Linked DNA regions of Homo sapiens: region 2 is linked to region 1. Evidence: chromatin loops called from intact Hi-C (ENCODE). Cell type or tissue: heart right ventricle. All regions are shown on one strand. Each heading gives the region's core, and the rest is flanking DNA. Links, peaks and the distances in the headings are about the cores only.

Region 1 (8,337 bases), core at 198-8,197:
ATGAGAGCCGACCTGGGGGCCTCTCACTTGTACAGATGTGGTACTTATTATTCCATTGCAGTAGCTTTGCTTCAGGTTGTAGTGAATAATGATATCGTTTTGCATAATTCCAAATTAGAGTGTGTGTGTGTGTGCCTGTGTTCATGTTCCAAACATTTCCAATTACACTTGTCTGTTAAACACTTGAAAGAAAAAATCAAGAGACAATTCTATTGCCTAAGGCCTTTTAAATATTTCATGAATCACATTATTCCCTGTGCGAAGACTTTAGGTGAAAGCTGTGGGTCTTGTCTGTGTGTGTGTGTGTGTGTGTGTGTGTGTGTGTGTGTGTTTCCTGACACTGTAGCTGGAAGAGCCTTAGGAAGTGAGTGCTTGGGAGTATATGAGCCATTGCCTTTGCTTGGTTTGCAATATGGAGGCAGAACCCACTGTGGTCTGGTTGCTACTACTAAGTGTCCCCTCTTAGGCTACTAGGGTGTGCCCTGGAGGCAGCTGGGTGACCAGGGCTGTTCTGGGGCTCTAGGCCTGCCCCCTCAGGAGGATGATTGTATGTGCCAAGCCTGGGCTCCAGGTGACTCTCGGGAGACACATTGCCGGGGAGCCCACGGAAGGGAACAATTGTCTTGCGGGCGTTTAGCACCTACCAGAGAGTACACCAGACTCCCACCATTTCCCTGCAGCAGGGCTGCTACCAACTATATTAAATACATTGGGAAGGAATATGGGACTAGGGCCGGTTTACTGCAGAAGAAACCAGTGAGAAAGGGAGGCCTACACCATAAGTTTCTTAGGAAAACAATGAAAGCAGCAATTCTAACAGCCCCAACCCTTCACGCTGCAATAACCTATTTTTGTATCTATGTGCCGTATGGAATATTTCTTATTTTTTTAATTAAAATTCTTTTTAAATTATTTTTGAGATGGTTTTAGGAGAATTTTCTCAAATCTCTGAAGATAATTGGAGATGCCCATAGGTGACCAGGGACTCAAATGTAGTCATTGTCAGAAGGTCTCAAAAGATGGAAATATTCTGCTCTCATTCTAAAGAAACAACCAGGTTTACATATATGTAAGTGGTTGGCAGGCACTGTCTGACCTCTGCTCTGAAGGGGCCACTTCTCAGCTCTTCTCCACTGGGGAGAGAGGGGAAGGGGATTGGACTCACTTTTTTTTAAAACCTCGGATAACAAGACATGGGATTGTGAAGGAGTAGGTGATTTTTTTAAAAACTGCAATTTTTTTTTTAAGGAGAGGGCTGCAAACCTGTCCATGGGGCTGATTTTTTTTAGTTTTGTTTTTGGTTTTTTTTGGTCATAAACACTCCAAGAACTGAGCACCTGCCAGGCTCTCCTGTTGCCTTGCCATGTGCCCCTATCCCTCCCCTGTGGCAAGAGAGGACCACACTAAGAACCCTGGGGATGGTCCAGCAGACGGTCAGACATCCAGGGGAACAAACCTCCCTGTTTCCATTCTGTGATGTCAAACCCAGCTGCATCACCCCCATCCACCCGCAGGCAGCTTCTGTGTGTTCCGCCCTGCTCCTGCAGGTAGAGCGCTGGGCACCTCAGCTTCTGGGGTATCATCCACTCCAATGGTTGTCCTAATCCAAGATGATCCCTGCACAGAAAATTAGAAGCTGGATTTTTGGAAATCTAGCATTTGCTTGAAAGAGAATGGCTGTTATTTACTGCCACCAGTTAAGGATCATGAAAACATGTCTGCTAACAATGGACTTTGTGTAATTGTTCTAATGCTAATAAGCAACTGCTGGGACACTTCCCGTGGTAAATTCCTTTGTGGTTTCGGTGGTCTTATCACACATGGGCCTCACCAAGATGCTGGGCTGGAGAGAACGCTCACTGTGACTCTCCCAGGCTTCATGAAATTCCCCCGACTTAGAAGCAGTTCTGGGCAAAAACACACTGTTAGAGGAGGATTTGCTTTCTTCACGGTGCTTTCGCAAGTGAGGCCTCAGATCTGCGCTCTTCAAATCCTACATAAAGAGCCCAGAGGTTCTCCCCATGCTCAGCACTGGGCTCGCTTTCCTGCAGAGGAAACGATGGCAGGTAGAGCTTAAGAATGACGTTCTCCCCCAGGTCGGCCGAGAGTGCTGTGCCATGAATTGATAGTGGCAGGACGAGAATAGTAGAGACACGGGTGATTAAACAGTGATGCCAGACAGTGTGGGGACAGCAGCATCTTTCCATTTGAAGGGTCTACATATACCACACAGACCACCTATACCTCAGCTGTCTTCCCACCCTACCCTGCTCTGGGGCTTGACCACGTGGTCTGAGCCTTAGAGTCAGTTCCATGCACTAGGCGCTTGCACAGGCCAACAGCAACCTCTTCCATTGGCTCCAACTTTAGAATACACCCGAAGCCTTGCTTCTCCAAACAGCTCATTGTGAAATAACAGCGCCTCACTAGGTGTCGCTTTACAGCAATGATGTATGACTGAAGGCTACCTCTATCATAAATGTAGCATCCTCAACTACATTCTTTTCAAAGTGTTCTTGGAAACCCATCATCATCCCTTGAGGGTGGATTTTTTTTCTTTTTGGAGAAAGCCAAAGCCACTGGGCTCATGCCTGGTGCATGACATGGGTAATCAGTTTCAGGTTTCAAATCATGTGTTTTCACACACATTCGTTTGTCTTTTCCTTGCGTGTTTCCTTACTTGGTACAAATAGTTTGAACAATAACAGCCACAATTCACTGGTTAACTTAAATATATTAGGCAGGTGTTAGAATAAGGAGCTGCAATGTACGGACTACTTTGAAGGACAACAGTATTTGGATGTATAACGTTCAACATATTCATTTTAAAGTAATGTTACTGCTATATCCTTAGGCACGGTAAGCTGAGGATATTGTGAGTGTTCGCAAATATACAGAGACCACCCTCACATGTAGAACCGTAGAATCCTAGAGTTGGGGAAAAGAGGTCTTGGGGGACATCTGGACGGCTCCCCTCCAGAGTAGAACCTTCTCCCCCGTGGGTTCCACATTGCTCTGTGGGGGGCAGAGCATGGTACGGTGTGCAAGAAACAAGCTCTCCAAGTCACCTCCCCCCATACCTCCATCTCCTTATCTGGAAAAGGAGGGGAGTCATCCACATGACCTTTGAAAGCATTTCCAGCTCAGTTACTTTGGCCAAGGCCAGTGGGGCTGTGCTGCCGTAATGGTTATGGGCTGTTGGCTCATCTCTTTTGTTTCATGGCTGCTGGCTCCTGCCTCTCCTCCTTTGCAACCTCATCTAGATATTTTTTGATCCTCTTCCCTCATGAGCCCAGAACTTCTCAAGGCCATGTAAGCACCACTTGACCATTCTTTCCCACTCGTTTTTTACTTCTCATTCTATTCTTTCTTCCTGCCTCCATGTTTTTTTGCTGGTTTGTTTTCTTTTCTGTCTTTCTTCATTCCACTAGCTCAAATGCCTTGGGGATGGAGACGGGGTAGAGAAAGAAATAAGAATAAGCCAACTCTGTCCTCCCAGGCCCAGCAGTTCTGACCTCTGCCCAGCTGTCACCCACCCACAGCATTCCTTGACTCTGCCCCACTTCCTGTCCAATCTCCACTTGTTCTATTTCTCAAGGTCTAGCCCTCTCAGCTCGATGCCTGAGGTTGGGAATGAGAGTCTCTGCCCTTCTGAATGTTTCATCCTGTGACTCACCCTGATGTACCACCGAGAGGCCTCTTGAATCTTCATCAAGCACAATGCCCTTCTCACTAGCTGTCCCTCTTCATTCAGCCCTGAAGGTTAAGTGACCTGGTGCCAATTCGATGTACCTCTTGAGAATCACAAGCTGCTTCTCCCACCGTCCTGCAACATGCACGGAGTCACTCTGCAATCCAGCAGCAATTCAGATAATGCCAAAGTTCTTTATAGAACACAGAACGTTGTCCAGACCCAGTTAGCACTGACTGTACAGCCTCATGACCAAAGCCGGGCCAGAGCCTTGTGTGTAAGTGAGGAGGGTCCAGCCAGCATGAAAAATGAAGGACAATGAACTACATCGGAAGTATTTCTGGGGTGAGGTATTGTTTTTGGACATTTATAAGACTACTGAGACGTATGCAATATTAAGTGGCTTGTGTCTGAGTAGGGAAAGATGATGACATATTTCCCAAAAGAAAATGTGGTTTAGAGGGAGGAGAAAGGCAGCACAGCTCTGGAAAAAAAATGTTTCCATTCCTGGCCTTTCTACAGCACAATTGCACACCTCGAGGTCTTTCTAGAAGTCAAACATGTTTCCTCCTCAGGAACTGAAAGTATTTCTGTCCAAGTGTGAGAGACTTTGAGGGAGTTTGATTTCTTTTATTATTCATTGTGTTCTAAGCCATAATATTTAATTTTCTGTCATCTTCTAGCTATATCTTTGATCACTTGGGGATTTAAATAGAAGAACTCCTCTCATTTTATCCTCAAGAAAATATGAAATATCATTTGCTTTATAGAGCAAATATTTCCATGTTACAGATATCTGTTGATTAGATTATTTCTCTACTGTATATACCTAGAAGTAATTTCATTAACATAAAAATTTTATACTTTAAATACATTTGTGGATAAATTTGCTTTTCATTCTATTCACATGCAAGAAAACTAAACTGATTGAATAAAATCATTTTATCATAATTGTCTTGCTGCTATTTTTTTTTCACTAACAGTGAAAACTTTGTGTTAATGAAGTATGACTGTAACACCATGAATCTTCTCCCTTCATGGGGCCAAAAGGTGTGTTTTACTAGCTACGCTAGGCTGTCATTATCCAACAAGACTCCTGCTAACAAATGAGGGCCCATGAGTTAGTGAAATCCATGTTCCCTAAGCTTGTGAGGTAGAATGACGATGACCGAAATGTTATGTCTTTGGTTTTGTAAGTTGATGGGCTTATTTTCAGAATCTTTCTTTCAACTCAGCCTTAGTTAATCTCATGTTTCCACCTGTTTATGCTACTTCCGTACCCCATATACCCACTCGGGAGGCTTCCCGATCTCGCCGCATCTGGGAGAGCGGCAGCTGCACCTTTTCCCTGGTAAAACGTCTTACTTTACTCGCACACTGCATGAAACAGCCAGAAACCAAGGGTGCAAATAGGTCATCTCCTTATCCTGGGAAGATAAAAACAGGGTTGACTACCTTCCCTCTTCTCTACTGAGACAGTATTTCCTCCCTTCTAATTAAGGATTTTTAGAGGGGGTGTGCGTGCATGTTCATGTGTATTTCGATTGGGTTTGCAAACTTAAGAGAAAGGTCATTAGTGAAAGTTTGCACATCATTTGCTTGTGCTGAGGCACGTGTGCAAGAAGGACTCGGCGTATGTACTGCAGATATTCTAATTGTATGAAAATTCATTGTGCTTTCATTTCTTATGAACGTAATGGAATCTTGGAACATTAGTTCAACTCCATCTTTTACTTGGAAGTGCTCGGGGAGACAGAAACTTTCAGCTTAGGAAGTGGTGTAATTTTAGGTCCTAGCTTCTTTACAAAACAAAACAAAACCAGTGGATCTAATTTTGCAGACTAGACATTAGTGAATATAGCTCATTGTAATGGTGAGTGGCATTTACATTGGAGAGAGACAGCGGTAAAACCTGTTACCTGAGGAAACAGCCTCTCCTTAATCTTTGCTCTTTGCAAGCATGCTGAAATCAGTGTTTCCTAATACTGGGACAATCCTTTCACCTCAAAGTGTTCCTATGTAATTGTGTTACATAATGGGAAATTGTAATAGGCAATTTGGTTCTGTAATTTAGTTTGCAAAGCATGCAAACATAAGATAACTAGGTTAAATGCAAATTGGCATTACACTAAGGTACCGAGATAGGAAAAAAAATATGCTGTGTCTATAACTTAGAAACAACATGAATTTTATTCCCCATGCGCCTCAAAATGTAGAGTTTATTAAAGTTATTTATCCTCTAGTTTAATTTCATCACATACTGTGCATACAGATACATTATCTGAGTATGAACCCACGTGTATTCTTACTGCATATATTTACAGATCTCTCATTTGTCATAAGCAGGCTGTAAGTGTAGCGTGTTACTTAGGAGTGAGTTGGATGTACTTATTTTTATCATATACAGTGTTTTCATAAATTGACCATTATATATAAGACACTACATCAAAATGTGCTTTGAATCTTTCAAAGCCTGTTATTGTTTGTAACTTTTGCAGGAGGGCTATTAGTTCATTATTTAGAGGTCAATTTTTCTGTTTTTAATGTATTCTCTTAAACAGTGATTGGTATGTACACCACAGTCAGGTATGTACAATTTAATTAAACAACCACTACTGGCCTTAATGATTTTAATAGTTTGAGGTGGTTTTTGTTTGTTTGTTTTCATTTTTGATACAGCTTTTTTTTCTAGTACAGTGCATCATGGGCCTGTGTATGATTCAGTGAGATTTCTAAATCTTAAGATTTCAACACAATGTAGTACTTTCTGTTCATGCTGTAAAAAGTATTTCTGTATTTTAAATAAAGAATAAAATTTATGTGAGCCTGTATATATTTTATCTGATCAACTTTTCTATGTTGATTACTATTTCATTAGGACTGGTTCCCACAGGTAGAGAGCAAGGATAAGCCTTTTCAAGGTGGTCCTTAGACTACTGAAGCCACAAGGGCTGATTCACTGCTGCCTGGAAGGCCCCTGTCACCTGGAGACCTGCTGCACTTCAGGGCAGCCAGCTCAGCTCCCACACTGGCTCAGGAGAGACTTTTTTTTTTTTTTTTTTTTTTTTTGAGACAGGGACTCACTCTGTCGCCCCGGCTGGAGTGCAGTGGTGCAAACACAGCTCCCTGTGGCTTCAACCTCCTGGGCTCAAGGAATCCTTGTGCCTCAGCCTCCCAAGTAGCTAGGACTATAGGTGCACACCACCACGCCTGGCTAAGCTGTGTATTTTTTGTAGAGACAAGGTTTCGCCATGTTGCCCAAGCTGGTCTTGAACTCCTGGTTTCCAGCAATCTGCCCTCCTCAGCTTCCCAGAGTGCTGGGATTACAGGTGCGAGACACTGCACTCGGCCTGGAGAGACTTATTACAGGAGGCCAGGGTTCTCTAAGAAGCTTACTCTGTCCCCCTGACCTTCCTATGACCACAAAGGGGCGGTCTGGTGCAGGGAAGAAATGTGAGATTTGATCAGAGTCCCCAGAGGAGTGTCCACCCAGGGTCATCTTGGGCCAGTCTCTCCTCTAGGGTCTCTGATATGGTTTAGAACTGTGTCCCCACTAAATCTTATGTTGAAATGTAATCCCCAGTGTAGGAGGTAGGCTCTGGTGGGAAGTGTTTGGGTCATGGGGGTGGATCCTTCATGAATGGATTAGCACCATCCCCTTAGCTATGAGTGAGTTCACACAAGATCTGATTGCTTAAAAGTGTGTGGCACCTCCCACCCTCTCTTGCTCCTGCTCCTGCCGTGTGATGTGCAAGCTCCCTCTTTATCTTCTGCCAAGAGTAGAAGCTCCCTGAGGCCTCCCCAGAAGCTGAGCAGATGTCAGCGCCATGCTTCTTGTACAGCCTGCAGAACAGTGAGCAAATTAGACCTGTTTTCTTCATAAATGACCCAGTCTTGGGTATTTCTTTATACCAATGCAAGAATGGTTAACACAGTCTCCTTCTTGGTCAGTAATCAGAGACAAAAGGGCCTCCCTTCTCTGTTAGTGAGAGGATTAAAATAAATTACAGTGCTTGTCAAAGGCCCTCAGACAGTGTCTGCAGAATCTGGAGTCCTACTGCAGGGGAGTCTACTCCTGTCGGTTGGTTGTGGCTCTAGTTTGAGGATCATGATTCCTTCTGGATTTTGATCCAACCCCAACCCTGACCTGCCAATTTCCTACCCAGAGGCCTCTACCCTGTCCTAATGCTTAGCAATGATCATTGGCAAAGGCAACGTGGTTCTCAATGAAAGCAATTCAGGGGGTTAAAGGAGGTAATCCTCCCATATCAGTGTCCTCTATGGCTGGGTGAGGCCAGCAAGGAAGGCCAGACTTAGGGAGTGTTGGGGTGCAGGCCTCCAAAGCCTTCTCTCATCATCTGCCCTTGGTTTGCTTACAACTTAACAGACTAAAAATTTTAATCTTGCTACTTGCCCCGCCTTGAACAAAACGATTTCCAAGCTCATATCCATCCTCTCTCCCCCAGCACGGGTCCACACTGAATGACCTCTCTCATACATCCAAGAAGTCTAAGTCTCTGAGCCAACACAAGAAAATACACCTACAAGTGCCCTCTCTCACCCAGATTTAAGGGTGCCTTCTCTGAGACTGCTCTCCTCCAATATTTAGACACAAGCTCTCAAAACCCAGCTTCTTTTACTAGTTT
Region 2 (8,337 bases), core at 129-8,128, 56 kb after region 1:
AACTCCTGTTCTACCACCTTCCCACTCTCCTCCAGCCTCATGCTTCTCACCCTCTGTGGTCAAGCCCTTTGTTCCAGCCAAGTGAACCGGAAGGTCATCCCTAATACAGCTTGCTCTTTTCTGTGTCTGTGCCCTTTAACATGCTACTTCACCCCTCATTTCTCCACCCCTGATCGCCAGCCCACATCCCTCCTCAGGTTCAGAATTCAGAATTCATCGACCAGAAGGCACTACATCAAGGCAGCTTCATTAGCTGTTCCTCTATGGAGACGCTTTCATTCATGTGATCACTGAATACTTGTGTGCTCATTCTTCCAGCCCCTGTGCTAGGCACTTGGTTACAACAATGAGTGAACTGGACCCGGTCCCTGCTCTTGCGAAGCCTACTGTCTGCAGTGTCACATCAGTTTGCAGGTTCTGCATGTTGCTTGTAAAAGTGACCTTGGCTTTTTTTTTTGTCTCTCAGTAGGTTATTAGTTCTTCAAATCAAGTCAAGGACTCCTGCCACACACCCTCCCCTACTTTTTTTCTTTTCTCTCTTTCCCTCTCTCTCTCTCATCTTTTAATAACACAGACCTGAGCAAAGTCAGCATTAGATATTGTTAGTGCAAAATGGATATGTTTTACCCTCTAGGGAAATAAATGAAGACTATCTCTGAACTATGAATGAGCAAAAGGGGACTGCTTCCCTCTGTTTGGATATGATGAGGAGTTATTAAGTTTCGCAGATTGTAATATATGAATTAAGTATACATTTAGGATTTATAAAATCCAAAAATAGGATTTTAAAAGTTATTATTGCTATGCATAGGCCACACACACACATGCACACACACACACCCAGAGCTAAGACAAAGGACAAGTTGATCACCTGATCGGACAGTGAGAAGTGCTGTCAAAATCAGGATGAGAACCCTGAACCAGTAGCCCTCATCTTCATTTGCAAGGTTATAATGTTTTTCCACCAAAAATTTTTCATAGTCTTTCAATCAATATTTAAGGTCCATGTTGCCTAAACCTTGGGGATTATGAAAATAGCCACTAAGTCCCATGTTTATGATGCCATCTTATTTAATGGGAGGATTGAAGAGATCTGCATGTATTTTTGGTTTGGCAAATCTTAGAATTATTTTTTCAACATTTGGGTTTGGATAAAACCAAAACTTATTTTGCCAAGCACTTTGGCCTTAATTTTCAAACCCATGTGTATTTTAAAAGAAATTTGATCTATGTGTTTCTGACTCATTTACACTTAACTCATGAGAATGCTGTTTGGTAAGAGCTATTAGATGTCCAAGCAAGTTTATGAGCCTTTTAAAGCCTTCTTTTCCCCATTCTTACCAGAAAGTTGTATTTTGCCAGCCATAAAAGAGTGTGAGCCCCAGGGGCCTGTGATCACTTTGAAATTTATAACCTCCAAAGCTTAAATGGATTCTGCGTTTGGAAAAAGGGTTTCCCCCTCCTCTTTTTCATATTAAGTGCACAAACAGGCTACCTATGATAAAGACAGGATCCTATGTCTTAGCTTCCAAGATGGCTGAAGGCAAATAGTAAAGAATTCAATCCAACCACCAATAAATTGTCCCTAAGACATTTCAGAGGAACAATATGACACTTTAAGTTCATGTGGACACAGACTGAGATCCAACACTCTAATGGGAAGTTTTTTGTTTGTTTTTTGTTTTGAGATGGAGTCTCACTGTGTCGCCCAGGCTGGAGTGCAGTGGCACGAATTCGGCTCACTGCAACCTCTGTCTCTCAGGTTCAAGCTGTTCTCATGCCTCAGCCTCCCAAGTAGCTGGGACTACAGCCATGCGCCATCATGTCCAGCTAATTTTTTATATTTTTAGTAGAGACAGGGTTTCCCCATGTTGGCCAGGCTGGTCTTGAACTCCTGACCTAAGTCTGATCCACCCGCCTTGGCCTCCCAATGTGCTGGGATTACAGGAGTGAGCCACCACGCTCACGTGTGGGACTCAATACGGTTCAGGTTAGAACACTTTAGCTTTTGAGTGCTGGGGAATTTCTTTGTTTTAAATCACAGACAACCAATCTTGTTTATGATTTTTTAATACATTTAAAAAATAATAAAATAAGCTGATTCTACTAAAAATGACATTTGAATTAAAACCAGAAAAGCAAGAAGAATGTGAATGCATGCTGCAGCAACTTCATCTTGTATCTTCTATAATGATGCTCAGATACTACTCAATTATAGTATTCTAGTGGGAGAAAGCTTTTGGGTAAATTACTTAAAAATGGCTTATAAAGGCTGGGCATGGTGGCTCATACCTGTAATCCCAGCACTTTGGGAGGCCTAGACAGGTGGATGATGAGGTCAAGAGATGGAGACCATCCTAGCCAACAGGGTGAAACCCCATCTCTACTAAAAATACAAAAAAAAATTAGCTGGACATGGTGGTGCGCGCCTGTAATCCCAGCTACTTGGGAGGCTGAGGCAGGAGAATTGCTTGAACCCAGAAGGCAGAGGTTATAGTGGGCCGAGATCGCGTCACTGCACTCCAGCCGGGCAACAGAGTGAAACTCCATCTCAGAAAAAAATAAAAATAAATAAATAAATAAAAGCTTATAAATATTTAAAGTATGAGCATCTAACACATTATAAGGACAAAGTTTTACATGTAACCACATGTGCTCCAAATATCTTGAAATTACTCTAAATACGGGTTTAAAATATCAAAAGAGCTTGTTGATGGGATGCAGAGCTTTGCAGAGAAACTTAAACCTGATCATTCTTGCTCCCACAACACCCAAGCTGCACAGTTTTTAAAGTGTGTGTGTGTAGATTTCTTTAGAAAAAGATCACGTTACAGTCTGAATTTCTAAAACAAGAGTTGAAGGATGAAATATAGGGTTTCCCCTTCTCTCTCCAAATGCCGTTTAGCCACTTTGCTTCTAGATAATTTGTTATTGTAGGTTGGTTCAAATTTAAGACAGTAACATTTTAGAAACACTTGCAGAACTAAGCCAGCTGCAAGGAGGATATCATTACAAATTGAGACACATGTTGTATGGGAATACCATTCATTTTCAATACCAAAAACATATCTGGGGAAATAAGCCATGCAAATGAGGGAAAGATCTACTTTTTAGTTGTATTTTTTTGGATGTTAGGTCAATGTTCCATATCAAATGAATTCATGAAGCGTTTCTCCCTTTTGTTCTTTAAATACTATCAGTCACATTCTTACTTCCCTTTTTACCCAAAACAAAACACAGCTTACTATATCAAAGACAGACAACAAACCAGAGGTTCAGAGGGGAAAATGATGAGACAACTAGTGCTGGTGCAGCCAAATATCTGGATGGGAATGAGGCTGGGAGCACTGGAAGCTTTGATTTGCCCCAGCCCTGACCCCTTGGCTACCTGGAAAGCCAGGTCTGCTCTGCCCCCATCTCTCTACTCAGGGCTGTACATCTGGACCACACAGTACAATTGCACAAGCATTTTTTGCTTATGATCATTAATTCAGTCCAAGGAGTGGCAGAGTTAGGTAACTTGACTGATTTCCAATTTTAAACTATGTAGTACACTTGGGACTATTTTAAAGCATTAGAGAATAATTCCAAGTTTTTGTTATTGTCATTTTCTTTTGCTCCAGTCATTTTTCACTAGAATCTTTTCGATGACCCTTGAAATAAGTTTTGTGCATGTGTGTGTACTTCCCCTCCCTGTTGATGGTCTCATGTTCCCAATCCTGACCCCACCCTATTTTTTTTTTCTGTGCTGTGGAAATCCACAAATCTGGAGAAGAACTCTCTGCAGTTAGTATTCAGAGCTGGTGTCTGAAATGGCATTTACCCCATTTCCTTGAGAATGGGACCCTGTTAAACGATGCCAGTGCTAAATTGTTTATTTTCTAAAGCTAATTTCTTTCTTTCTCTGAATGAATTTCGTTTATGCCCTTTGAGGCCCTAAGAAAAAGTTTACACATGCAGAATGCATTGCCTTAACATCCATCCACATAGAAAGTGCTATGCACTTAAAACGGCAACGGAAGGATACAAAATAAGTTGTGCAGGACACGGTAAGAGAAAACAGCATGGCCACCCCCGTCCCTTTGGCACGATCTCTTAGACAGGAAAGTCTGGAAAAGGCGGGGCGTTCGGGTGAGGGTAAGTGTTCCACAACATGAGGTAAGTGTTCCACGGTGCAGCGTATTTTGGTCCTCAGACATCTCTGCCCCTCTGCAGCACTTGTCTGCATGAAGGTAGGTGTAAATGATTGAACATGGTGCACAGGCAGCAGCTTAGGCTGGCAAGGGAGTGACTCATTGGAAACCAGTCAGGGAACTGATTTCCAGTGCCCTCCTGGGCAACGGCTGGTTAATAGCTGGCCGAACGCGTCTCTTTCCAAGTGCAGTCTCTCCAAGTAAAGAGGCATACTGGGGAGCTAGGGAGCATTGGCAGCGCTCCCAGACACTGCCACATCAATGCCCTGGTGTTCACCGACCTGTCCACCTCTCTGACTCTGGCCATTCTGCTTTCTTGGCCTCAGTGGCAGAGTAGAAGATCTTTCCACAGAAGAACAGTGTCTCCCTGTATCGTACAAATTTTGAAGGTCCAAGTGCTGGGGAAGTATCTAGCTTATTTCTTTTCTTGCTTCTCTTTTCTTCTTTCATCACAGGCCCTTGTGGGAAATGGTAACTTGAAGAAAAGTCTGTAACCTTTTGCATTGTGTCACTAAGGCAATCTTATTGAGGCAAGTGCTACATGATGTAGCTCCAACTTTGATTCTGCAATATTAGGCCCACAGCAGAAATTGCCAAACAATATATTCTAAGTTTTAAGAGAAACTTTCCATTAATTCAGCTTCCTCAGAGAAACAAGAAAAATTTCAACTCAGATATTGCTCCATAATAAGGTAAGATAATCCTTCAGAGATATAGAGCATACTTTTTCTGGAGCCAAAATCTATGGACGTCTTCTCCCATGAAAATGCCTCTGTGCATAGGCACATAAAACTTTCCATGAAATTTCAGGGGGAGTTGCTGAAGGCCATCCAGGGACGAGTCCAGGGGGCCAGGAGACCAGCTTTAGGGAGCTGCCATATGGATCTGGAGACAGAGCCAGGACCAGTGCTGCACTAGCATGACCCTGAGTGGGTGCCTCCTCAAAGTCTCTGCCCTAAGCCCTTCCTTTGCTTCACTCTAGTCCCAGTCCTGCTGAAGATGGAAGGTTATGGGTACATCTGAAAGTAATAAATATCCAGTCACAGATGTCATTTCATATTCCATCATAACCTGATTGACATCATATATAAAAGTTGGATGCTTGTACATTAAAACCTTCCCTCCAAGTCCCTGGTCATAAGGGTTAACATGGTCCCAGCAGCATTGAATTGGGACATATCTCAGGCCAATCTTGACACCATTCATTCCAGAAAACTTTCCTCTACAAGTCTGAAATGATCACAGGAAGCACACTCCCAGGTCCTCCCACTCACATGTGTCCATGACACAGACCTGGTGTCTTCTTTCTGGCTCTCTGAAGTACCTCTACCTAGAACTATATGTGCCAACTGCATCCCAACAGACAAGCTAACCCTTAACTTAGGGACTGTCACCAATTAATATTCCCAATAGTCAAGTACTGGACCATTAGATAGCACAAGTCTGACACAGGATCCGAGCACATCCCATTCATACTGATTTCCTTTTGTCACTCTCAGTTTTCCTTCTTTTCCTTGTTTTAAAAGTAGGCACCTATAGTATTGTTTCGAATGTATGGACTGACTTCCCAACCTCCTCCCAGACAGCCTCCTCTCTTGAACTTCTCAGTTTGAGAAACTAAATTGGCAAAAAACTTTTTGGGACCTCCACCCTTTTGGCTTCCCCAATGAAGTGAACTCCTTGCCTTGGAACAGTTGTTTCTAGGACTGTGGCTCCATGACCAGACTAATAATTAAACTCCAAAAAGCCAAACTACAGGTGCCTCCTCCAGCTTTCCCTGAGAAAATAAGATGTCAAGTCCCCCCTGCTGAGCCTGGAGTAGTATCATGGAATTGGGACCAGGAAAAAGGGTCTTATATTTTCTTTCTGGTTTTTGAAACTTAGAAATTTGGGAGCCACAAAGGTGGAAAAGTGAGATGAAAGGGTTACTCCTTGTACACATTTTTTCCATTGATTATTTTACTTAAAGAGTCTATGTCATTTCCCTGGAAAACTGAGGAGGGGGAATATTTTCTTTTGAATATCTTCAAACATTTGCAAATGGTTACTCTGAACTCCCCAATGTACCATAAACAAGTGTAAACTGTAGAAATTCAGAAAATGTACAAATACAAACAGCTATCCCTCAAGCTCCTAGGCAAAGACAAAGAAGGGAGTATTCCATTTATAAATGGAATTCTTTGTGGATAGAATAGTTCGGAAAATGTTTATACATTGTTTTCCTTATTATTCGGGGGGATATTTTTTCCAGCTTACAGAAGCTGCAGAACTGGCATTTGGAGTCTTAAAAGTTGAAGATCAAAGGAAGTTTACAACCTTTTAAAATCTTCAACTAAACTTAATTAGTTCTGCATCTGGGGAAAATAGTTGTCCACTGAAATCATTTGTAATCATATCAACACACAAGAATGCATAAAGGCAGGTAACCAGGAACAGAATAATTTCCAAATGGGGAAAAAAAAACCCTATAATTTACAAAGAACTAGCAAATAAGACTTCCTTGAAGACAACTGTAGCTGCCTCGGTTGCTAATTTCTAGATACTTTGGTCTGCTTTTGATCTATTTTAAATGATTTTTTTAAACAGTACTACAGACTGGGAGCGGCGGCTCACACCTGTAATCCCAACACTTTGGGAGACCAAGGTGGGCAGATCACTTGAGGTCAGGAGTTTGAGACCAGCCTAGCTAACATGGTGAAACCCCATCTCTACCAAAAATATAAAAAATAGCTGGGCATGGTGGCATGTGCCTGTAATCCCAGCTGCTCAGGAGGCTGAGGCAGGAGAATTGCTTCAACCCCGGAGGCAGAGGTTGCAGTGAGCCCAGATTGTGCCACTGCACTCCAGCCTGGGCAACAGACCAAGACTGTCTCAAAAAAATAATAAATAAAATAAAATAAAAATAATAAAATAGTACTACAGTATGAAAAAGGCAGACATAGTGAGAAGAATGAAGAGCTGACTGAAGTTATTGACAGATTATCCTATATAATATATAATGAATATATATGAGAAATAATATATAATGAATCACCAACAAGCACACGGAGAAATCATTCACCTGCACCTCACCCACCACATCTCAGCCTGAGTTTTGCTTTTGGTTTGTAACACTTTCCACTTTGGCTTTTAACTTGTCACCAGTGTTCAGCATCAGGGCACAAAAGCCATACGGTCCTTTATTTAGTGGATACACTTCCAATTTCCCCAACCATATGAACGGTCTGGGTTTCTGAAGGCATAGAAGAAAAACAGCACCACATGTGCACAAAAAAACAGGAAGGGGCCTGGGCACGTTGGCTCACACCTGTAATCCCAGCACTTTGGGAGGCCGAGGTGGGTGGATCACCTGAGGTCAGGAGTTCGAGACCAGCCTGGCCAACATGGCAAAACCCTGTCTCTACTAAAAATACAAAGATTAGCTGGGCATCGTGGCGCGTGGCTATAACCCCAGCTACTCAGGAGGCTGAGGCAGGAGAATCACTTGAACCCAGGCAGCCGAGGTTGCAGTGAGCCAAGGTCGCGCCACTGCGCTCCAGCCTGGGTGACAGATTGAGACTCTGTCTCAAAAAATAATAAATAACTAAATAAATAAATAAAACAAACCAGGAAGGGCCAGAGAATGTGAGTAAATTGTGGCAGGTTGAGACTGTGCTGTGAGGTGACACGGAACTTCTGAGGGCAAGAGGAAATGTGATTTAGTGGAGGAGAGGTGGTTTTTCCCCCATCTTAAATCACTTGCCTTGTCACCCTTTCGTAGCTGACAAAGCCTGAGTATTTCTGTATTTCTGATTTTAAAGAAAAGCTGTAATTTCTTGGGGGACCCATCATTGAAAGAACTCTTCAATCTCAAGAGGTAGTGGGCAATTTCATCACCACATCTTCTGAAATTGGCTGGAGCCAGGTTGATATTTTTAATGATTCTGGTCCACATACAAGACTGATTCTTTATTCAGAAACATATATCATCCAAATAGCCATCGTGTATTTTATGTTTTTATGTTATTTTGGTCCCAAGCTACTCATATGTTAGTGTCACTATTCTTGACCTGGTCACTTCTCACTCCAATGATGGTATAATAGTAAAATCTCTCACCCTCCCATTCTTCTTCTTTTCAGCCTCACCTGAATGAGTGATATTAGA

What was found. Hi-C counts contacts between places; a loop is a spot of excess contacts. Peaks named below come from ENCODE experiments on the same cell type or tissue, not always from the same donor. Only the 100,000 strongest peaks of a DNase experiment are listed, where the experiment ranks them.
Region 2: a loop joins it to region 1, with 7 times the contacts of the local background. A loop is called at or near these places in 3 of 110 quality-filtered maps.

What each region holds. Positions count from the first base shown.
Region 1 is chr6:107,693,602-107,701,938 of GRCh38, reverse strand. No RefSeq gene overlaps it. Among named protein-coding and RNA genes, the nearest start is that of SCML4, 130 kb to the left of the region's middle. In heart right ventricle, for the core only: no CTCF peak of the experiment used is centred there; no DNase peak of the experiment used is centred there; H3K27ac peaks cover 1,270 bases.
Region 2 is chr6:107,637,652-107,645,988 of GRCh38, reverse strand. All of the region lies in intron 6 of SOBP (sine oculis binding protein homolog), which reads right to left. Among named protein-coding and RNA genes, the nearest start is that of SOBP, 150 kb to the right of the region's middle. In heart right ventricle, for the core only: no CTCF peak of the experiment used is centred there; a DNase peak (open chromatin) is centred at 4,382; H3K4me3 peaks cover 594 bases; H3K27ac peaks cover 2,341 bases.